Regions from separate parts of the Homo sapiens genome. Here all the other regions are linked to region 1. The links are chromatin loops, found by intact Hi-C in ENCODE. Cell type or tissue: PC-9. All regions are shown on one strand. Region 1 holds the start of LOC124905237 (a long non-coding RNA gene). Region 2 holds the start of GABRQ (gamma-aminobutyric acid type A receptor subunit theta). Region 3 has its middle 16 kb from the start of CNGA2. Region 4 has its middle 17 kb from the start of MIR4330.

Region 1 (5,000 bases):
GAAATGCTGGCAGAGGGAGCCAGGAGCATGAGGCCAGCTCCCTCCATGGCCCCAGGCAGCAGACTGCCAGGGTGCTTCTCCTTTTCACTCTCTCCCTCTCTTGATCTTCTCTGGTTGTCTGACTCTCCCCATAAGAACTTTGGTCCATAGAAGATGTGGAAAGGAAGATTTGAGAATTCTTTACAAGGCAATATCTAGGGCAGAGCTCCCCAGTCTTTTTGGCACCAGGGATTGGTTTCGTGAAAGACACTTTTTCCACGGGACGGAGCAGGGGATGGTTTCAGGATGAAACTGTTCCACCTTAGATCATCAAGCACCGGATTCTCATAAGGAGCGCACAATCTAGATCTCTCACATGTGCAGTTCACAATACGGTTCGCGCTCTCATGAGAATCTGCTGATCTGACAGGAGGCGGAGCTAAGGCAGTAATGATCTCTAGCTTACCTCCTACTGTGCAGCCTGATTCCCAGCAGACCACAGACTGGTACTGATCCTCAGGCTGGGGTTGGGGACCCCTGATCTAGGGGACTTGGCAATTGAGGGATATGGGGGCAAAGGCTGCCACAACAAAGTATTGTACCACACCCTGGGGCGCTTAAACCACAGAAACGTATCATCTCCCACTTCTGGAGGCTAGAAGTGTGAGATCAAGGTGACGGCAAGGTTGGTTCCTCTTGAGTCTCTCTCCTTGGCTGGTAGACTCCATCTTCTCCCTGGGCCCTTATATGCTCATCCCTGTCTGTGTGTGCCTGCGTCCTAATCACTTCTGTTTTTTTGAGACAGAGTCTCACTCCGTCGCCCAGGCTGGAGTGCAGTGGCACAGTCACCACTCACTGCAGCCTCGACCTTCCAGGCTCAAGAGAGCCTCCAGCCTTAGCCTCCTGAGTAGCTGGGGCTACAGTCACAGGCCACCATACCCAGCTAGTTTTTTTTTTTTAAATTTTTGTAGAGACAGGGTTTCACCATGTTGCCCAGGCTGGTCTGGAACTCTAGGACTCAAATGATCCTCCTGCCTTAGCCTCCCAAAGTGCTGGGATTGCAGGCATGAGCCACCGCGCCCAGACCCTAATCACTTCTTATAAGGACATTGGTCCAACTGGATTAGGGCCCACCCTAACAACTGTATTTTAACTTAGTCACTTCTTTAAAGGCCCCATCTCCAAATGCAGTAACATTCTGAGGTCATGGGGGAGTTAAGACCTCAACATATGAATTTTGGGTGGCACAAGTCAGCCCATAACAGTATACAGTTCTCATTTCTCCTTATTTCTCTTTTAAAGAAAGGCAATAAATGGTTTCAGGTGCCTTTCTGTTTGTTCGTTTGTTTGTTTTGTTTGTTTTTGAGATGGAGTCTCGCTCTGTCGCCCAGGCTCTGTCGAGTACAGTGGTGTGATCTCGGCTCACCGCAGCCTCCGCCTCCCGGGTTCAAGCGATTCTTCTGCCTCAGCCTCCCGAGTAGCTGGGATTACAGGTGCACGCGACCACGCCCGGCTAATTTTTGTATTTTTAGTAGAGACGGGTTTCACCATATTGGCCAGGCTGGTCTCAAACTGCTGACCTTGTGATCTGCCCACCTCAGGCTCCCAAAGTGCTGGGATTACAGGCGTGAGCCACCGCGCTTGGCCTCAGGTGCCTTTTAGAAGATAATATAGGAGGCTGGGCATGGTGGCTCATGCCCGTAATCCCAGCACTTTGGGAGGCCAAGGCAGGAGGATGGCTTGAAGCCAGGAGTTTGAGACCAACCTAGGTAACATAGCAAGACCCCATCTCTACAAAAAAATAAAAAATAAAAATTAAAAATTAGTTGGGAGCATTGATGTACACCTGTAGTCCCAGCTACTTGGGAGGCTGAGGTGGGAGGACTGCCTGAGCCCAGGAGTTTGAGGCTGCAATGAGCTGTGACCGCACCCTTACACTCTAGCCTGGGTGACAGAGCAAGACCCTGTCTCTAAAACAAGAAAAAAAAGAGAGAAAGAATGGAGGAGAATTAGATTGTGCTGTATTATAGATTTAAAAGGCACTTTGACATTTATTCCACAAAATTCCTTTCGATGTTTAATCCCCATCATATGGTTGTCATTGCAAGGTGGCTTTTTAAGTTTGCTCAGGTTGCCATAACAAATAAAGGCTAGAGATTCAGGGTCCGGGGCAAGCTCCCAACAGGAGGCTCAGCTTGATGCTTCTGATAGTTCTTTCCTCCAATTCTGGTCACTCAATATTTGGAGCTCACCCAGGCAGCTTCCAGGAAAGCTGCTGGCTGATCCTGACCCTGGAGGGCCGTCTTCTCTGACCCTACCACGTTAGGTGCTGCACTGGACCAAGCAGCCACCATCAGTACTCCCAGGCCCAGCTCCTATCTGCCTGGTGTCTGAGAAGCCCAGCCCGTGAGGAACAATGACTCAATCAAACTCAGGGTCCTGCAGCACTTCAGAAAAGGCTGGTTTGTGGCAGAGTGGAAGAGGAGAATGTCACAGCCTTGTCCCCAGGCACAGACCTATCGAGGCTACCCTCTCCCCACCCCCTGCCCTGCCCTGTTTCCCTTAGCTACAGTGCAAAGGTCAGCTCCTCATAACTCTTGCCCCCCTTGCAACCTGAACCCAGTTTAGGGACCCTCTCTTGGAGAAACTGGTTCTACACATGCACCCCTTCTCGGCCCCCAGGCCTGGCTGCTTTACCCGAAGCACTGGTCAAGCTTGCCTCACCTGACCAGGGCATGGCCTCCTGGGTCCCGGTCCTAGGCTCTGCCCAGCATGCTGCCTGGCAGAGCGTCTGGGGAGCAGGGAGTAGGAGCACAGCTTCTGGCACAGGACAAAACCCTGGCTTTGCATCAGACTGACTGTGTGACCTTGAGCAAGTCTCTTCATCTCTCCATGCATCAGTTTCCCCGTGGATAAAATAGGGAGAGCAGTAATAGCTACTTCCCAAGGCTGTCCCAAATGCTAAATGAGATCGTGCACCTGAAGTACTTACCACAGTGCCTGGGTGCTGGTATCCTCGGGGGCTCCCAGTCATAGGCGTGCTGAGCTGCAGGGCCCTTATTCAAATACAGGAAGAGATCAATATCTCCACCTGCTGGCATTTGAGGGAAATGTGGCCAAAGGCAGTGAAAAGGAGGTATCCCCTCGCCCCACATCCCCGCCTCCTCGCTCTTTGGCAGAATGAGTCACACACTGTTTGGCACAGGCCACAGTTGGTCGCATTCCCACAGGTGGCTGTGATCAGTTTTGGGCTTCAGGCTTCAGCAGATGCCTGCCTCTCTTCCTTGGGTGCCTTCCAAGGGTGTGCAGCCTTCCAGCGTGGTCCTGGACTTCAGCTTGGACTGGAGCTGTCTGTGGTTGAGAGTCTGGGGAGATGGTGGGGTAGCGGGTTGTGGGGGAGGAGAGACCCTTGTATTAGTTTACTGGAGCTGCTGTAACAAGGTACCAGAAACTGAGTGGCTTAAAACCACACGCATTTATCCTCTCACAATTCTGGAGGCTGGAAGTCTGAGATCAAGGTGTCGGAAGGGCCATGCTCCCTCCAAAGGCTCTGGGGGAAAATCTGTTCCATACCTTTCTCTTACCTTTTGTTGCCTGCAATCCTTGGTGTTTCCTGGCTTGCGCCCGCCTCACTCCCATCTCGGCCTCTGTCTTCGCGCAGCCGTCTTCCCTCTGTGTCTGCCCACATTGCCCTAGTCTGACATCAGTCACTGGAGCAGGCTGGGGTGACACTTTGTTCCCATTTCCTCTGTGACAGAGCCAGAAACGCCAGTGAGAAAATATGTTGTGCTTGCCTGTGACATCCCTGTTCCCTGGCACCACCTGATTTAAATGAGGCAGCCAGGGGTTTTATACTGTCATCATAAATGACATCATCCTCAACAACGATGTCATCGTCGTTATCACGAGAGGAGATGGGGAGAAGTCAGAGCTGTCTGTGTGTCTAGGGCCCCTCCTGGCTTTCATGATGGGAGAGGCCTTGTCCTTGGTAGCCCTTCCATTTCCCTCTGGTCACTTTGAGCACTCCAGGCCCTGGCCAGGGTGGAAGTGGAGGGACAGAGATGAGCAGCCCGCTGACCCAGCCCTCCATGGCTCATTCCTTGCTTTCACCTTGGCCACTCCATCCCCTACCCCTCCTGGGACCCCTGAGTGGCCTCTTTAAAGTGCCAGTCTGAACCTATAAACCCCCCACCTCCACTTCAAGCCCATCCTGCATCTTCCCTTTGCCATACCAGATCTAGTCTGTACATTCAGGACCCCTGCCAGCCTCTACCTCCTCCTCCTCCCCCGATCTCCCTTCAGCTGGCCTGGGTCGGGCTATGCCTCCATGAAGCTTGTCCACTGCTCCCATGGCTAAACCTGTTCTGGGCCCTGCAGCACAGCAAGGTCAGTTTCCATGCCTCTCTGCCCCTGCCTGACCCTGCTGGGCCCAGAGCTTCACCAGGGCAGGCCTGGGGCTCAGGCTTGTCTGCACTTCCAGGGCCCAGGGACAAAGGCAGGAGTGACTGCAATGTGGCTTGGAATTAGGCTTTGCTCCATGGACCTAAGGAGGTCTGGTTTGGGGTGAAGGGTCCACCCCCAGAAAGCCTGGGAGCTCTATATTCTCTCTGGCCCTGGCCACACCATGGCCAAGCCTGCTGGGCGTCATGCCTTGCAGTACGGCCAGAGAATGCATCAGACTTGGAGGGATGTGTGTCCGGGGTGGCCTGTGGTCATCTGGGGGAGGGCTCTGAGCGTGGCTGGCAAGAGGAAAGCTCAAAGGGGCCCTTTGTCCTCATCCCCGAGTCTGCGACATCCCCTCCCACTGGTTTTCATTCCATATTTGGTCTGTGGGTTTTCTCAGTCTCTCGTACCCCTCAGTCCCCACCAGTCCATGAATGCAGAACTACCCCTGGCCTCACAAATGGCCACTTTGGATACCCTGGTGGGGTCACAGGCTGCGGTTGCCCCTGCAAATGGTTGGTAGAAGCACGGGTTGGGAGGTTTCATTTCTACCCAGAAGGGCCCTTGCTGTGCCTGAG
Region 2 (5,000 bases), 290 kb before region 1:
CTGGTTTCTCTTAGGAAGCCATATATAAGCACATTTCTCCAGCCTTAGACCTCAGCAGCAACTAGCATTTCACACCCATGGAAAATATTTGCCTCTTTGATGGCCCATGAGATGACGGACACACACCGATAGAACAATGGCCTTCCAAGCATGACAACTAGGGAGGGCTCATAGGTGTCAGGTTGTTCTAACAAGTGCCTTTTTCAGCATGGAAAAAAATGAGTAAAAGCATTCTAAAGTCCAGGGTCTAACTTCCATCCCCTAGTCTCAGTCTCTCCTGTTCTTGCTCTAGGTCAGGAACTCATTATTTTTAATTGGACCAGTAATATAGCCTTCTTTGCTTCTGGCTTTCTTTACTTTCACTACAACGTGTCTAGGAGTAGATTTCTTTTAATTTATCTTGCCTATGACTTATTGGGCTTTTTGAATCTGTGAATTCAAATTTACAGCCGTCATCTTCAACTGGGACTTCAATTAAATATATGGCAGACCTTCTCACTCTACTAATTGAGTCTCTCATCCTCCCTTTTTTATTTTTCCAAATAATTTGTTTCTCCAGACAGAACTCTGGGCAATTTCTTATAACCTATCTTCCAATTCAATAATTCTCTTTTTAGTTGTGTTTAGCCTTCTCTTAAACCCATCCATTAAATTCTCAAGTTTCATTGTTATAGTCTTTAGTATAACTACACTAGTTATAGTTTAGTTTTTCACCTTGATTTTTTTCAAAATAGCTCTATTAGTCTTTATGATTTTCTGTTCCTTACAGATATTTTCAAACTTATTTTTAATTTTTTGGAATAAAGTGAACCATAGTTATTGTAGTCTTTGTCACGTAACTCTGATACGTGAAGTCTTTGAGAGTTTGTTTTTGTTGTCTACTGGCTGTCATGGTCTATGTGTTTCCTTTTATGCCAAGTTATCTTTGACTATACGCTGACATATTTTTGAAAAATTATTGTACAAATGATTCTAGGCCCAATATGATAATACCTTCCAGCAGAGTCTTTTCATTTGCTGGGGTATTTTCAAATGCCTGAGGATACTACTTGTCCAAGGCCACTTTAATCCAAGATCAGGGCTTTAGGTTCCTTGGACTGCCCATATGATGAGTATCTAGGTTTACAAGACCACACAAGGGCTGGTTACTTATAGGTCACCATTAACCCAAAGGGGTAGCCACTCAGGGTCTCAGCTGAGAGTGACAAGAATGCTAATCAAATCCGCTACTTCCTTGGGCCTTGAGCTTTCACTTTTTTCCTTATGATGCCACCAAAACTGCAGCTCAATTTCATAACTCTCTTCCAGATTCAGTAGAAGCCATCAGGACAAAAGAGGATTCTAGTGCTGGGCTTTCCCCCCTGGGTTCTTGTCTTCTTCCGGATTTTAGCCTCAGTATCTCTCAGTTCTTTATGACAATTATTTCTTTCTACATTCAGCCAGTTTGTTTCATTGTCCTCACTGGAACAGCTAGTCCAAGTTACCTAGCTGGCCATTACCAGAAGGAGATGTGTGCTCTTCTTGCCCCCAGTCCCTCTCCCTCCCAGTTTTTCCTTCAGTGCGAAGGTGCCACTCTGATTGTATCATTCCCTTGCACAAATCCTTCAGAAGATTACTGTTGACTCTAAAATAAAATACAATTTTTTATTTTAGAAAATTAGGACCCAGATTCTTTCTCTTGCCTCATTCATTACACAAGAATTTATTGTACACTGAGTGTGTGTTGCTTACAAAGTCAGGTTCTGCCTAATCTCTCACCTCTTACCTATCTCACCTGTTGTCTTACCTCCAAACTTACTCTACCCTTTAGCCAAACTGGAATATTCACTGTCGTGTGCAGAGCTGGGTCAGAACACAGATGGGCTAACTTCCAGATGAGTGTTCTTTGTCCTACACCATTATCCCATATTCAGGTTTAAGCTTATTCAATCTAGATCTTTATGGATATTATAATAAATTAACTAGGCAAACGCTCAATAAGTACAAATTATAATGGCATTTTTGTATTTCTTGTATTTTGGCTATCCTTTTCTTGTGAGTCAGAAATTTCAATGAAGCATTACCTCTAGGGAGACCCGAAGTAGGGGAGGGCCTTCTGGGATGTAAGTTCTGGAAGAGAATTCATCGTTGCCGTCAACTTTTTGTCAATCTTCATAGTCACAAGGGTACCTAAGAACAAAATTTCAGGCTTCAGGCTTGTTTCCCCTAACAAATGAGCGACCAGACCAATTGCCTGTGGAATTTGATTCCTCAGTGCTGGGAACATCCCACATTCAAACAAATCTGCTCCCACCTGCTGGTGGTTGCTAGAACTTCCAGTCAAAGCTGACTTAGACTGAAAACGCACTCTTCTCGAAGTAAGCAGACCTGGAAATGTGGTTTTTAGTTTTGGCCTCTGCTACTGTGTGACCTTGGGCCAATCCCTTTTTCTTCTCTGGGCTTCAGTTTCCCTACATTACAACCGAGGTGGCTGGACAAAATGCCCCGGAATGGCTCTAACATTTTTGGCAAACAAGGATTTTCTCTACAAGGACGTCTGTGTGACCAGAGGTGATGGGACAGGACTGGTAGCAGTAGAGGTGGGTTTAATCTGCTCTCATATGTGATCCTGACAAATGGGTCCCATCATCCTTTTTTCTTACTGCAATGGCCAGGGAAAGAGGGGAGATGGGAAAGAAAGGTGTGAGGGTGTTCTGCTCATTAAAAGAAGGCAGGAAACTATGAGAGACATTTTTCATAAAAGTATGGTTCTAAAATGATTTTAAAGGGGGAGTGGTAAAAGAGTTAAACCCTCAGCTGTGCAAAACTGCTTGGCCTACCAGGTAAGTCATGCTTTGCTGGGCACCAGCAATCTCAACTCATTTCATCAAATACTGAGGGGAAAAAAAGGGGGAGATGTTGTGTTTCTCAGTGAATGTTCTAGGTAACCAAAAGTAAACCTGAAATCCGTTTTGATTTCAACTCTTCTCAATGGTGTGATGTGGGAGGTGGCATGCCGGTGAACATGGCAGCTCTGTTTGTTGATTACCCATTTGCCCTATGGGCTCTGGTGAGGCCACTTTCTAAGCTTTCTGAACTTGCTTTGTCATGGGATAGGAAGGACATAGGAAATTGGGTGGAGGCATTTCTTATCCTCCACGATTTTTCTGTCCCATAGGGGCAGAGTCTGAGGTAGTGGAAAGAATAAGAGCCCTCTAGTCAAGATGTCAGGCTTTTCCATATGATGGGGTCAGAACCCAGGAACATTGGCATACCCTGGTCTCCAGTGCCTAACTCCCTTGAACACCCCAAACACTGACCTTGGCCTTTTTTTCCCCTTCTATGGTGTCAGCCATGAACCTTCATTCTGCATCCCCTGGCTGATGAGACACAACCACATCTCAGAGAGACCCCAGTTGGTGAGCCCTTCCAGTTCCTTGAGTCTTTTTCCTGAGTACCCAAAGTTGGGGTGAAGAGCACTCTAGGAAATTTAAGTCTTAAGCAACTCTTGGGCTCCTGTAGCCCAATGTCCATCCTGAGGGAGGAGCAGTCCTGCTGTGGCCAGAGCCCTGTAACAAAACCCATTAGGATCCTCCTTGACCTTATCCAGAGACAAGGCACGCGGGGTTACTGGAGGCTCAAGGGTACGGAGTCACCAGCCGTTGGGTACCTCCTGACGCCCAAAATTGTCCAAGTCTTTCAGAATGCAGATTCAGCCATGGCGGTCAAATTACCACACTCCCTTCACCATCAAATACAACTCTCGGGCACAGGCCCTTTCTTCCAAGAAAAACACACATTTCGCATTTTGCAGAGAAGAGACAGGACCCAGTGCCCCTTGAGGCGGATTCCTGGCCCAGCCCCCAAGGAGCCAGCCCTCCTCCCCCTCCCCCAGCCCGGCCCCGCCCTGCCTGTGTCTGGAGATGGCCGGGGGATGACTGCAGAAGCCTGAAGGGGCGGGGGCCGGGCGGCGCGCAGGCTACGGGCGGAGGCAGGAGCGCGCGCCTTTTTGTGCGGCTCCTGGCAGCTGTCCGATTGGCTGGGCCTGCGATGCCGTCGGAGTGGGCGGAGCCAGCAGCGAGCTGGGATCTGTGCCCAGTCGCAGCCAGGAGCGGCCGCAGACGGAGCGCACCTCGCAGCTGCCGGGCGGGCCCTGGGGGGAGCTGCGTCCAGCAGAGCTGCTGGGTGGTTGCTCCTCCCGGGCTCTCATCTCCGGTATCCGGGCCGACCCCCGCACCCCCTACTTCCCTTGCCCTCGCTGCTCTCTCCTTAGAGGCGACTCTTTGGGGAAGGGCCAGCAATCCCGCCTTCCCCGGCCCCAGTAGTCACCCACTCTCCCACCCCACCTCTGTTCCTTTTCGCGGCCCCGTCTCCCGCGCCCTCAGGCGCCCAGAACGCCCCGGCCATGGGCATCCGAGGCATGCTGCGAGCCGCAGTGATCCTGCTGCTCATCAGGACCTGGCTCGCGGAGGGCAACTACCCCAGTCCCATCCCGAAATTCCACTTCGAGTTCTCCTCTGCTGTGCCCGAAGTCGTCCTGAACCTCTTCAACTGGTAAGCGGGCACCGCCAGGCTAGGCACGGCGGGGACGGGAATGGAGACGGGCAGACGACCTCTGGCCTCTTGGACGGAGCGGGCTGGGGGCGACTCGGGCTGGGGGGTACTCGGACCCGGGCTCGCTGAGCCCTGGCGCCCGGGCCCTGCCTGTTGGCCCCTAGAAGGGGTAAGGTGGGAGTGGGGTGTTGAAATGGAGCCCTGTGCTTCCGCCCACCTGTTACTGCGGAGCTTGACTGAGCCCTGCGTGTGCCTAAACCGCAGCCCGAGGGGTGGGGGCGGGGGTCGCCCTCGTCCCAGGATCTGTCCATCCATCCCCAAGGATTTAAGGTTCCCGGCAGCTTTCCCCAGCTTTGGCACCTGTGGGATTGGGGAGGAGGGTACAGGATGACGGGCAATTCACAAAACATAGACAGGAGAGACACCTGTTTGAGTCTACATTTTAGTCCATTTCCTGAGGCGCGCGC
Region 3 (5,000 bases), 1.2 Mb before region 1:
CACCCTCTTCCAGTTTTCTTTTCCCCAGATATCCTTGGGCCCACTCTCTCATAACTTTTTGCCATGTCTCGAATGTCTATGTTCTCTTCAGCTTTCAGGTATTTTCTTTTATTTTTTAAATAAAATTAAATCCAAATTTTATTAAGGATTTCAAGTTACATACTTCAAATTTCTACAATGGAATGGAATCATTTTGGAACTGGAAAAGTGGCATAAACACTGACATCCCTTGAAACTACAATTTTATAAAGAAAATTCTGCAAACCACATCCCCATTATGTAACAAGACTAGGCATTATCTACACCTTCACTTTGGCAATAGCTATTTCCCAAAATAATGAAAAAGGTGATTTTGCTACTTCAGTTCATTAAAAACGGGATTCTATCTTTAAGGTTCAGAAAAAGCTGCATTTAGATGAACTATGGTTACCCGCTCCCCCCACCCCCCAAAAAAAAGAGAGCACAGAGTGTCTAAGCAAAGCAAAGGAAGTCATTTTGAAAATAAAGAGAGAAAAGCTATTATAATTGGTTAAGGATTTCCAGTAGTAAGTGAAAATCTCAGGAGAGGAATGGATAGCACTACAAACAATGTGTTCACATTCCAAGTCCTTAACACTAACTTTCTCTGTTCTGGATCTGGGCAAGCAGCACTCTGTTAGATCTTTGCGTGGCTCCTAATTTTATAGAAGTGGATGGATGCACTATTTCACAAGGTCTAAGAGTTTTTTTCAGATATTTTTGATGACTGTACTGTAGTAAATACTATAGGGATAGCACTATAGTATTGTAGTCATGAGACTAAAGTGGAAAAAAGACTATTTTTGACAAAAGATGCCATTAAATTTCAGACTATAGAGCCACATTTACAATATCTCAGGCTAATTACTGTTAATTTTGGGGTTGAACTTTTTTTTTTTTTTGACAACAGCGAGGGTGGACTATTGGATTGTCATTAGAGGAAGGTCTAGATTTCCTGCTCTTAATAAAATTACATTGAATTCATTTTTAGAGGTGATGAAAACTTCCTTTTTGAGAAGTTAGTGTTCAGGTCTTGGAATGCTTTCAGGTATTTTCTCATGCTGTTCCCTCTGCCTGGATTACCCTTTTCTGCCACTTTTTCTTCTGAGATGAAATTCACAGGCCCCTTCTCCGAGTCCTGCCACAGCTTTCTATGTGAGACTCCCTTGCACACTGGTCTGCAAGTGTCTGTTTAGCAATAATATATTCTCATCTAAAGACAGTTTGTTCATTGAGAAAAGGATGAAGGAACAACAGAAGGAATATCTGTGCAGCTTGTCGTGTGTGTGTGTGTGTGTGTGTGTGTGTGTGTGTGTGTTTGTGCGCGTGTGCCTGTGTGAGGATCTGGATGTCAGCCTAGGCAGTGTCTGTCTCTGGCCAGCCCCTCACCCACCCTCTCTCCGGTTGTTTTCTCTGTAAGAGCGTGACTCTCCTGTCTGTTGCTGGCCGCCGCCCCCGCCTCTCTCCTATAACTGGCTGTAATATAGGAACTGAAGTACGTTTTCCATTATGTGTTGGATTTATTCAGCACAGCCTGATGTTTCCTGCTCTTGATTTTAAAATGTTTAAATTGGAATGTTTTTTATTTTCATTTGAAAATACCCATTGAAGGTAAATTGCTCTATTTGCATATGGCCATCAATTGCTTTTCTCTGCATTGGTGACCTTCTATACAAAACAAAAGTCCCCTCTCCTGCGCACCACACTCCTTCTTCTTTTGGTGTGACCTGTGGTGGTCCTTGCCTGGCCAGCCCAGCCTGAGTCCAAGCCTCAGAAGCATCTATTCCTTGGTCTGGAGCTTAAAGTTAGTCTGACCATTTATCCCCTCCCTTCGGTGAATCCGAGGCAGAGGGTCTCTGTCTTCTGTTTAGCCTGGAAACAAGGAAGCCCCCAGTGCACAGAGATGGGGAACCCTACCACCAGAGGGCGCATGAACCTCAGGAAAGGGTGGTGGGCTCCACTCTGCGAACCCTCCACCCAGCAGAGGACTGAGCAGGGCCGGTTGAGGCAGTTAGGTGGCTGCCCCCCGGGGCCTTGCAGAGCTATTGGACAAGGTCTCTTTCCCATTGTGCCCCACTGTGGTCCCTTTGAAGGCCCTCAGAGGTTCCTGGGTGTCAAGGCCAATGCCCAGTACAAGTTTCTTCATGCTAGGTACCCAGACTCTGCTGGAGACTGGGGAAGGAGAGAATGTCAGGGTGGAATTACAGGGAGACTTGAGCACTATGGTTGTCATTACTTATTGTATTCAGAAAAAAAAAAAAATACTAGAAGTCTAAAAAACCCTTGATGTTATGGATAAGATTGGTTAGCATGGAGCTAATGTCAGCCTACTTAAAATTGACATAAATAAAATTATTATATAAATAATTGTTCCAGTGTCACATGAAGGTAGTACACAGATGATTGTGTACATTTAGCCAAATACCTACTTGATGCCACCATGGTATTTGAAAAGTAACACCACCATAACTCACCCTTTGGTGTTTCCTAGAGAACCTGCTCATCTTCCCATGTTGGTCATGGCACGTCTGTCCTTCAGGTTGCTCAGGCCAAAGCTCCTGATGTAATCCTGGATCCTTCTCTTTTCTTCATCCACTGCATCCAATCAGCCAGAAAATACCCTGTCTGCATAACTTTTCAAAGTCCAGTTAGAATCCATGCACCTCTCCCACCTCCGCCACTCCCGCCCTCGTGCAGGGCTCTCTCCTGGATGACTGCAGTCGCCTCCAGACTGGTGTCCCTGTTTCCACCTTTGCTCCCTCCCCTCCAACCCACTCTCCATCTAGCCAGCAGAGTAGTCAAAAGCAATGAAAGTCATGTCTCATTCTGCTTACATTCTTTTGGGGTCTTCCATTACTCTTATAATAAAATTCAAACTCATGGCTTGGTCTCCAGGTCCTGTTGCACAGCGCCCGCCAGCATCCTTGGCCTCACCTGCTTTCTCTCCTGGCCTCTTCTGGAGTCAGGTCCTCCAGTCTCCTCTGAGTTCCTCAGACACACCCAGCTTCTCTGTCCCTTGGCAGCCTTGCGCTTGCTGTCTTTATGTGTTGCTCTCTTTTCCTCTGGAACTTCTGTGACTGGCTTCTTGTCCTCAGGACTCCACAATGAAAAGAGCCCCCAGCCTCCCAGTCATGCTGATCTCGGCACCCTGTGAGGTTTTCCTAACAGCACTTAGCACCCTCCACAATCTTCTTGTTCATTGGTTTCCTTGTTTATTGCTTGTTTCCCCAATTAGAATGTCAGCTCCCTGAGATAGACCTTTGTGCTGGCCCCCACTACATCTGTAGCACCTAGAGCAGCTACTGGTACCTCAGTGTTCTGTACATGCCCAATACTGGGAACTTCTTAGGGGCTGGCCTCCTCTTTTTTCTCTAATGGACTAAACCCCATATCCTTAGCTGCTTCTCTCTGCCCATCCTCATAGCCCTGCAGGTTTTGCTCACACAAAACTCCTTGGTATTCCGTAACCCAACTGGAGCTGTCCCACGAGAAACTCGGCTTACACCTACTTCTATCCCTACATCTGTCTGCAACATTCCTCTAATCCTTCAAAGTCACCTCTAATGTCACCTCCCTCCCAAAGCCTTCTTTGATCCCCTATAAACAAGTGTGACTCAGCTATCATCTGTATTTGTGGCTTTCCCCCTTCCTTGCTCCTGGAGGATGGGGCTGTGTGAGATTCATGCTACCCTCCTATAGCCAAAGCTACTTGCAAGAGGGTATGTGTGTGGAGGAGGAGAGTGGGTGTGGACTTGGTCCCCAGGGAGCTCTGCTGAGGTAGAGCTCCCCAGTTGAACAGGGAGCTGGGGTAGGCAGGCATGGGGTACCAGCTGGCCCCAGCAGGAGGAGTGGTGTGCCATACTGGCTGTGGGTTCAGTGGCAGGTCAACTTCCCCCTGGCAGAGACTGAGCTGCCAAGAACTAAGTGATTTTGCTTCTCTCTGAGGCAGACATTTCCCTGGAAGGACAATCTAGCCCTGATTTAGGACCTGAAACCAAGCCAGTTACAGTTAGCCTGACGGGGAGGGTGATGAAGATGCCTTTCTAGATAAAATGTTTGCTAAGCCCAGGTCCAAAAGGGACTCAATGCTGTGGCTGGGACCAAGGCCACGCTTAGAGAGGGCCCGTAGGAACACTGGCCTGGGAGCCCTGTAACCTAAGCTTGGTCCTGTTCCACTCCCATTTTCTGGGGACTTGGACTATTCTATTCCTGGAAATCTGGAACATAGCACAGTAGGGTAGCTGGGGAAGAGGACAGTATCCAATAGAGCCTCTTTCCTTGGCTTCCCTAGGCTTGAGGAAGACCCTGCTCTTTCCCAGCACTGCCAGCCTAACTGCATATTCACATGACTCAAACTGGGCAGTGCTAAGGGGGCCTCAGCAAGCTTCTGTCTTGTCTTCTTTGGACAGATTTGTCCCTGGAACGTGATATTTGCCCAGGGTCTTGAAAGATGCAGAGGAGCTCGATGGGCAAGCAGGATGAGATGCCAGGTCCCACAAGCCAAGTGAGCAAGAGTGTTGAAGAGCAAGACCAATGGCCTCAGTCTGTGGCCAGGAGGGGGTTCAGTGGAGCATGAACCTAACTCTCTCCTGGGCTCTACAGATCCTGGAGTTAAAGTGATCTCAGTGGTGAACTGAACAAATTTCTTTCCCTTTTGGGTTCAGTTTCCCACTTATTTTAAGAAAGGAAGTTCGCAGGCCGTTTGCAGCCCTCCTGGGGAGTCAGAGGATAGATTCGTCTTACCTCAGCTTGTACACTTGCATCATTCAAGTTTGTCTAAGCTCAAACTTCCAGCCAGGACTTTGGAGTTGCCAGTTTCTACGGATCAATGTTTTTAATTAGATTGGGTTTCTTGTTTCTCCTTTATTGAATCGGGTAAGCAAATTAAATTGGGCAATTTGTTGTTAGGTCATTTAAGTGCCAACTGGGTTTCATAACCTGGGTTTGTGCCATATCCAAGTGCCTCCAACTTCTTCCTGGAG
Region 4 (5,000 bases), 1.8 Mb before region 1:
GGAAAGTTACAATCATGACAGAAGGCAAAGGAAAAGCAGGCGCCTTCTTCACAGGGCAGCAGGATGGAGTGAGTGCAAGCAGGGGTAAGGCCAGACTCTTATAAAACCATCAGATCTCGTGAGACTCACTCACTATCACGAGAACAGCATGGGGGAAACCTCCTCCATGATCTGATTACCTCCACCTGGTCCCTCCTTGACATGTGTGGATTAAAATTCAAGATGAGATTTTGGGTGGGGACACAGCCACCTACTTTTCTTCAGCCTCCCTTCTCCCCCGACTCACCCTTACCAGTCTCTGTTATCCCTCTTTCCACTCTCCACCTCCATATGATCAAAGTTAGCTCCCAGATGTGATATTTGTCTTATTGTCCCTGGGTTATTTCACTTAAGATAATGACCTCCAGTTCCATCCATGATGCTACAAATGAGAAGATTTCATTCTTTTTATAGCCAAATAGTATTCTATTGTGTATATGTACCACATTTTCTTTATCCATTTATTCATTAGTGGACATTTAGGTTGATTCCATGTCTTTGCTCTTGTGAATAGTGCTGCAATCCCTTTGATATATTAATTTCTTTTCCTTTGGGTAAATACCCAGTAGTGGGATTGCTGGATCAAAATAGTAATTCTATTTTTCATTTTTCGAGAAGCCTTCATAATGTTTTCCATAGTGGCTGTTTTAGTTTACATTCCCAGCAACAATGTATACAAGTTCCCCTTTTTCCACATTCTCTCCGATGTCTGTTATTTTTTGTCTTTTTAATAGTAGCTATTAAGAATGGGGTAAGATGACATCTCATGACGGTTTTGATTCGCATTTCTTCTGATGATTAGTGATGTTGAGCATTTTTCATATATCTGTTGTCCATTTGTATATCTTCTTCTGAGAAATATCTATTCATGTCCTTTGACCACTTTTTAATGGATTACTTGTTTGTTTGTTTGTTTGTTTCCTGTTGATTTGAGTTCCTTGTACTTTCTGGACATTATTATTCCCATATCAGGTGCATATTTTGAAAATATTTTATCCCATTCAACAGGTTGTCTCTACTTTCATTTGCTGTTCAGAACTTTTTTAGTTTAAGCCCCATTTGTTTATTTTTGTTTTTGTTACCTGTGTTTTTGAGGTCTTACCCCAAAATCTTTGCCCAGACCAATGTCCTGAAGTATTTCTCCAATGTTTTCTTCTGGTAGTTTCATAGTTTCAGGCTTTACATTTAAGTATTTAATCTATTTTGATTTTTTTATGTGGTGAGATATAGGGGTCTAGTTTCATTTTTCTGCATACAGATAGCCAGTTTTCTCAGCACCATTCATTGAAGAGACATCATTTTCCTATTGAATGTTCTTGGCATCTTTGTTGAAAATCAGTTGGATGTAAGTACATGAATTTATTTCTGGGTTCTGTTCTATTGGTCTATGTGTCTGTTTTTATGCCAGTACTATGCAGTTTTTGTTACTATAGCTTTGTAGTGTATTTTGAAGTCATAGTGTGATGTCTCCAGCTTTATTCCTTTTCAACAATTTAATTTTTATGTGCCTTGTGGTTTTCTACATGTTTAGTCTTCTTGGAGTTTGTTGAGCTTTTGATCTGTGGGTTTATAGCTTACAGTAAATTTTGAAAAATTTTGGCCATTATTTCTTTGAATATTTTTTCTGCACCCCCTTCTGAGTCCCCTAGATCACTGAGATTCTGTTTATTATTTTCAATCTTCATTTCATATAGATTTAATTGTTATGTTTTGAAGTTTACTAACCTTTTCTTCTGTAAAGTCTAATTAGTGTTACTCCTATCCAGTGCAATTTTCATTTCAGGTACTATATTTTTCTGCACTGGAAGTTCCATTTGGCTCACATTTTATTGCTTCTTAGTGTATCTGACAATTTTTTGATTGGATTCTGGACACTGTCAATGTTACATCATTGAGTGGATTTTATCTTCTTCAAAGACTGTGGGACTTTGTTTTGACAGAGAAGCAAGTTGTCTGTCACTCTGTTTTGTCTCTTTAAGTTTTGTTTTTAAGCTTTGCTGGAGGAGGTCCAGAGTAGCCTTTTCTCTGGGGATACCTCAGATTTATTACTAATGTATGATCCCTCTGGGGTCTCCATTGAATGACATAGATAACTACTGAGGATTCTTTACTCCTCTGGGCCAGAGTTTGAATGTCTGCTAGTCTTGTGTGAGTTCTGAGCATAGTTCTTTTAAAACTTCCCAGTTGTTCTTTGCTCACTCTAGTACTCAGTAAAGACCTAAGGAGAGCCCATGTCAGATTTCTGGAGTTCTTTCTCCATGCAGTTGCCTCATCTCTGGTACTCTGTCCCGCACATTTTAGCTACTTCAGCCTCCTTGAACTTTAATCTCCAATTCTTCAACTCAGGGAAACTTCTTTGCTCTGCTTGAGTCACTCCTCCATGCTCCAAGGTTTGGGCTTACCTCATTTCTTTCTTTATCTGTGATGCCATGCGTGTTGCCTCTTGTCTAGTGCCTAAAATTAGTTCTTTCGTATGTTGTATCCAACTTCCAGTTGCTTATGGTGGAAGAGTAATTCCAGATTCTGTTACTTCTTCAAGGCCAGAGATTTACTTTTATGTTTTCCAAGCTTTTTGAAATAAGTATAAATCAATTTTCTAAAAAAATATTAAAAATTACATTGTAAAGAAAAATGACATGCACACGTGTGCAAGACACCTACACCATGAAGAATATTCCAGAGCATAGGTTTGGCCCATGGGTGCTGTCTGTGCTCCTTCAGGCTTCAGACTCAGACCTATGCTTATAATTCCTGGAAATCCACAAATTCACCTCATGACTAATTGCTTTTCATTACTTGAAAGTATCTATGTGTTGGAGGAAAAATTTGGCTACAATCAAGGAAAGGTAGCAAGTTGAGTCTCATCTGGTTACTGAGATTGTGTACTTCTTATTCTTTCCAAATTCTTCAGTGGTGCCAAGGTCTCTTACGGACACTAGAGGGCGCTCTTTCACTGAGAATGACATACTCTCCCTTACCGATTGCCTCAGTTTGCACCAGCTCTAAGATGGAATCTTGCTGGATCTTAGTTCTTTAGTTGCAGCCCGGGCTTGCCCTGCCACAGGGCCCCAGGTGGCCTGTTCCCCCATCTCTGCAGTACCAGACCTATCCATTTCAAAGGCCAAATTTCTTTCCGCTCCTATCCCCACTCTCAGAATGATTCAGCCTGGCTTCCCGGGATACCTCCTAGCACCAGGGCTAACCTATTTTATTTCCTCTTCGCCAGTGGTCGCTGAGGAAGGAGGTCTGGGTCACTGGGTATTCCTCTTCAGGCTGAAAGTTTCTCTAAGGTCCATTATACAGATTTAAAATCAGAGAAATGGATTCCCCAACAATTCCATGTGCTTCAAAGCTTCTCTGGGGGTGCACCCAGGAACTGTGAGAAGTGACCCACTGGATCATCCTGGGACAAGTCTCTACCTGTATCCGGATCTTGGCCTCTTCATTTGTATATTGAGGCAGGTAGGTATGACAATGTCTAGCAAGAGCACAGGGAGAGCAGGGGTAGTGATGGGGGCTGGAATTTTTTTTTTTTTTTTTTTTTTTTGAGACAGGGTCTCACTCTGTCACCTAGGCTGGAGTGCAGTGGTGCTGTCACTGTGTTCTCAACTTCCCAGGCTCAAGTGATCCTCCTACTTCAGCTTCCCAAGTAGCTGGGACTACAGGCGTGCGCCACCATGCCCAGCTATTTTTTTTTTTTTAATCTTTTGTAGAGACAGTGTCTTACTATGTTACCCAGGCTGGTCTCAAACTCCTGCACTCAAGTGATCCTCCCACATTGGCCTCCCCAAGTGTTAGGATTACAGGCATGAGCCACCTCACCTGGCCTTGGAATTTTTCGTATGCAAGGAGTTAGCCTAATTAGACCTCTCCTGTCTGGAAAGAGGATAAGGAGAAAAATTTGAATCCATAAATTCAGCATGAGCATGGAGACGGTAACCAGGGTCTTGGGCACCTAATTACTGGCATATATTAGTGACTCAAGAAACATTTATGGAAACATGAAAAAAAAATAAAGGAGTGGATAGATGTCAGAATAAGAAAACTAAGGGATATCCATTAAGGCTTGGAAGCAATGCTTTACATTAGAATAAAGGCCCTAAGGAGTGAAGTGATTTGCCCGGAATCACAGGGCTAGTTAAAGGCAGAGCCAGTACTTGAATTCCAGAGTTCTGATTTCTGGTCTAGAGTTCTCCCGACTCCAATATGCAGCAGAAAGCCCTTGAATATACGCTGGGAGGTTGGTAGAAGTTAGGCATCATTGGTCACCTCATGGTGAATCACTGCTAGTGCTGGCTGGAAACCAGTACTTTTCCGGGGCTCCAGCATCCCCAGCCATCCATCCTAACTGCCTGCGGCGGAATTCCTCTTTGCATTGCTTGCGCCGTTCTACACGCTGGGGGTGCTGTTGTTTAACTAGTGGACTCATTTGCTCAGTTATTTTCCATTTGCATCATTGGGGGTGCCCTGATGTAGATTGGGGGCTGTTCAAACGTTTTCAGGTGTGACTAAACTTGGCTGCTAACCCCTCCTGGGCTTCTGCCCAAAATAACAGGCCACTGGTCCCTCAGGTACCTTCTCAGATCACTTAAAGATGAACTTTTAAGCATTTGGGAATTGTGAACTCTGTTGAGAATCAGAAAACTGCAGATGCACGAAATGTGGCATTCAGGGGGTCTGCTGCTGCTGAACAGATCGTGGCCATGGATTAAAAACCTCTGCTTTTCTCGGACACGTTTTTAATCCTGAGAAAATGTGAACATAGAAACCATGTTAGGAATAATTGGCACACAGAATGACTGCATTTGGAGGAGCAACAACATTTCTACTGGAGAACAGGGCGGGACTACAATGGGTGGGGGGTGGGAGGATAGAGGATTTCAAATGCTTCAAAGGAAGTCTTTTCCCAGTGGTCCGTTCCATCTTTTGCGGAGAGTGCCAGAGGCACACATCTCAGAGAG

Evidence for each region. Peaks named below come from ENCODE experiments on the same cell type or tissue, not always from the same donor. Only the 100,000 strongest peaks of a DNase experiment are listed, where the experiment ranks them.
Region 2: a loop joins it to region 1, with 7 times the contacts of the local background. A loop is called at or near these places in 7 of 110 quality-filtered maps.
Region 3: a loop joins it to region 1, with 22 times the contacts of the local background. A loop is called at or near these places in 8 of 110 quality-filtered maps.
Region 4: a loop joins it to region 1, with 24 times the contacts of the local background. A loop is called at or near these places in 5 of 110 quality-filtered maps.

Annotation. Positions count from the first base shown.
Region 1 is chrX:152,923,356-152,928,355 of GRCh38, forward strand. All of the region lies in intron 12 of ZNF185 (zinc finger protein 185 with LIM domain), which reads left to right. It overlaps LOC124905237 (a long non-coding RNA gene), which reads right to left and starts at 3,803. Exons shown (of 2, transcript XR_007068368.1): 1 at 3,564-3,803; 2 at 1,994-3,344. In PC-9, a CTCF peak has its summit at 3,057 (motif pointing left); a DNase peak (open chromatin) is centred at 3,086.
Region 2 is chrX:152,633,819-152,638,818 of GRCh38, forward strand. GABRQ (gamma-aminobutyric acid type A receptor subunit theta) reads left to right here and starts at 4,077. Exons shown (of 9, transcript NM_018558.4): 1 at 4,077-4,533. The coding sequence starts at 4,385. It overlaps MAGEA3-DT (MAGEA3 divergent transcript), which reads right to left. Exons shown (of 5, transcript XR_938525.3): 4 at 2,064-2,169. In PC-9, CTCF peaks have their summits at 2,305 (motif pointing left) and 2,505; a DNase peak (open chromatin) is centred at 2,273.
Region 3 is chrX:151,748,014-151,753,013 of GRCh38, forward strand. No RefSeq gene overlaps it. Among named protein-coding and RNA genes, the nearest start is that of CNGA2, 16 kb to the left of the region's middle. In PC-9, CTCF peaks have their summits at 1,940 (motif pointing right) and 2,141; no DNase peak of the experiment used is centred here.
Region 4 is chrX:151,148,877-151,153,876 of GRCh38, forward strand. No RefSeq gene overlaps it. Among named protein-coding and RNA genes, the nearest start is that of MIR4330, 17 kb to the right of the region's middle. In PC-9, CTCF peaks have their summits at 2,986 (motif pointing right), 3,190 and 4,464; DNase peaks (open chromatin) are centred at 2,975 and 4,395; H3K27me3 peaks cover 1,561 bases.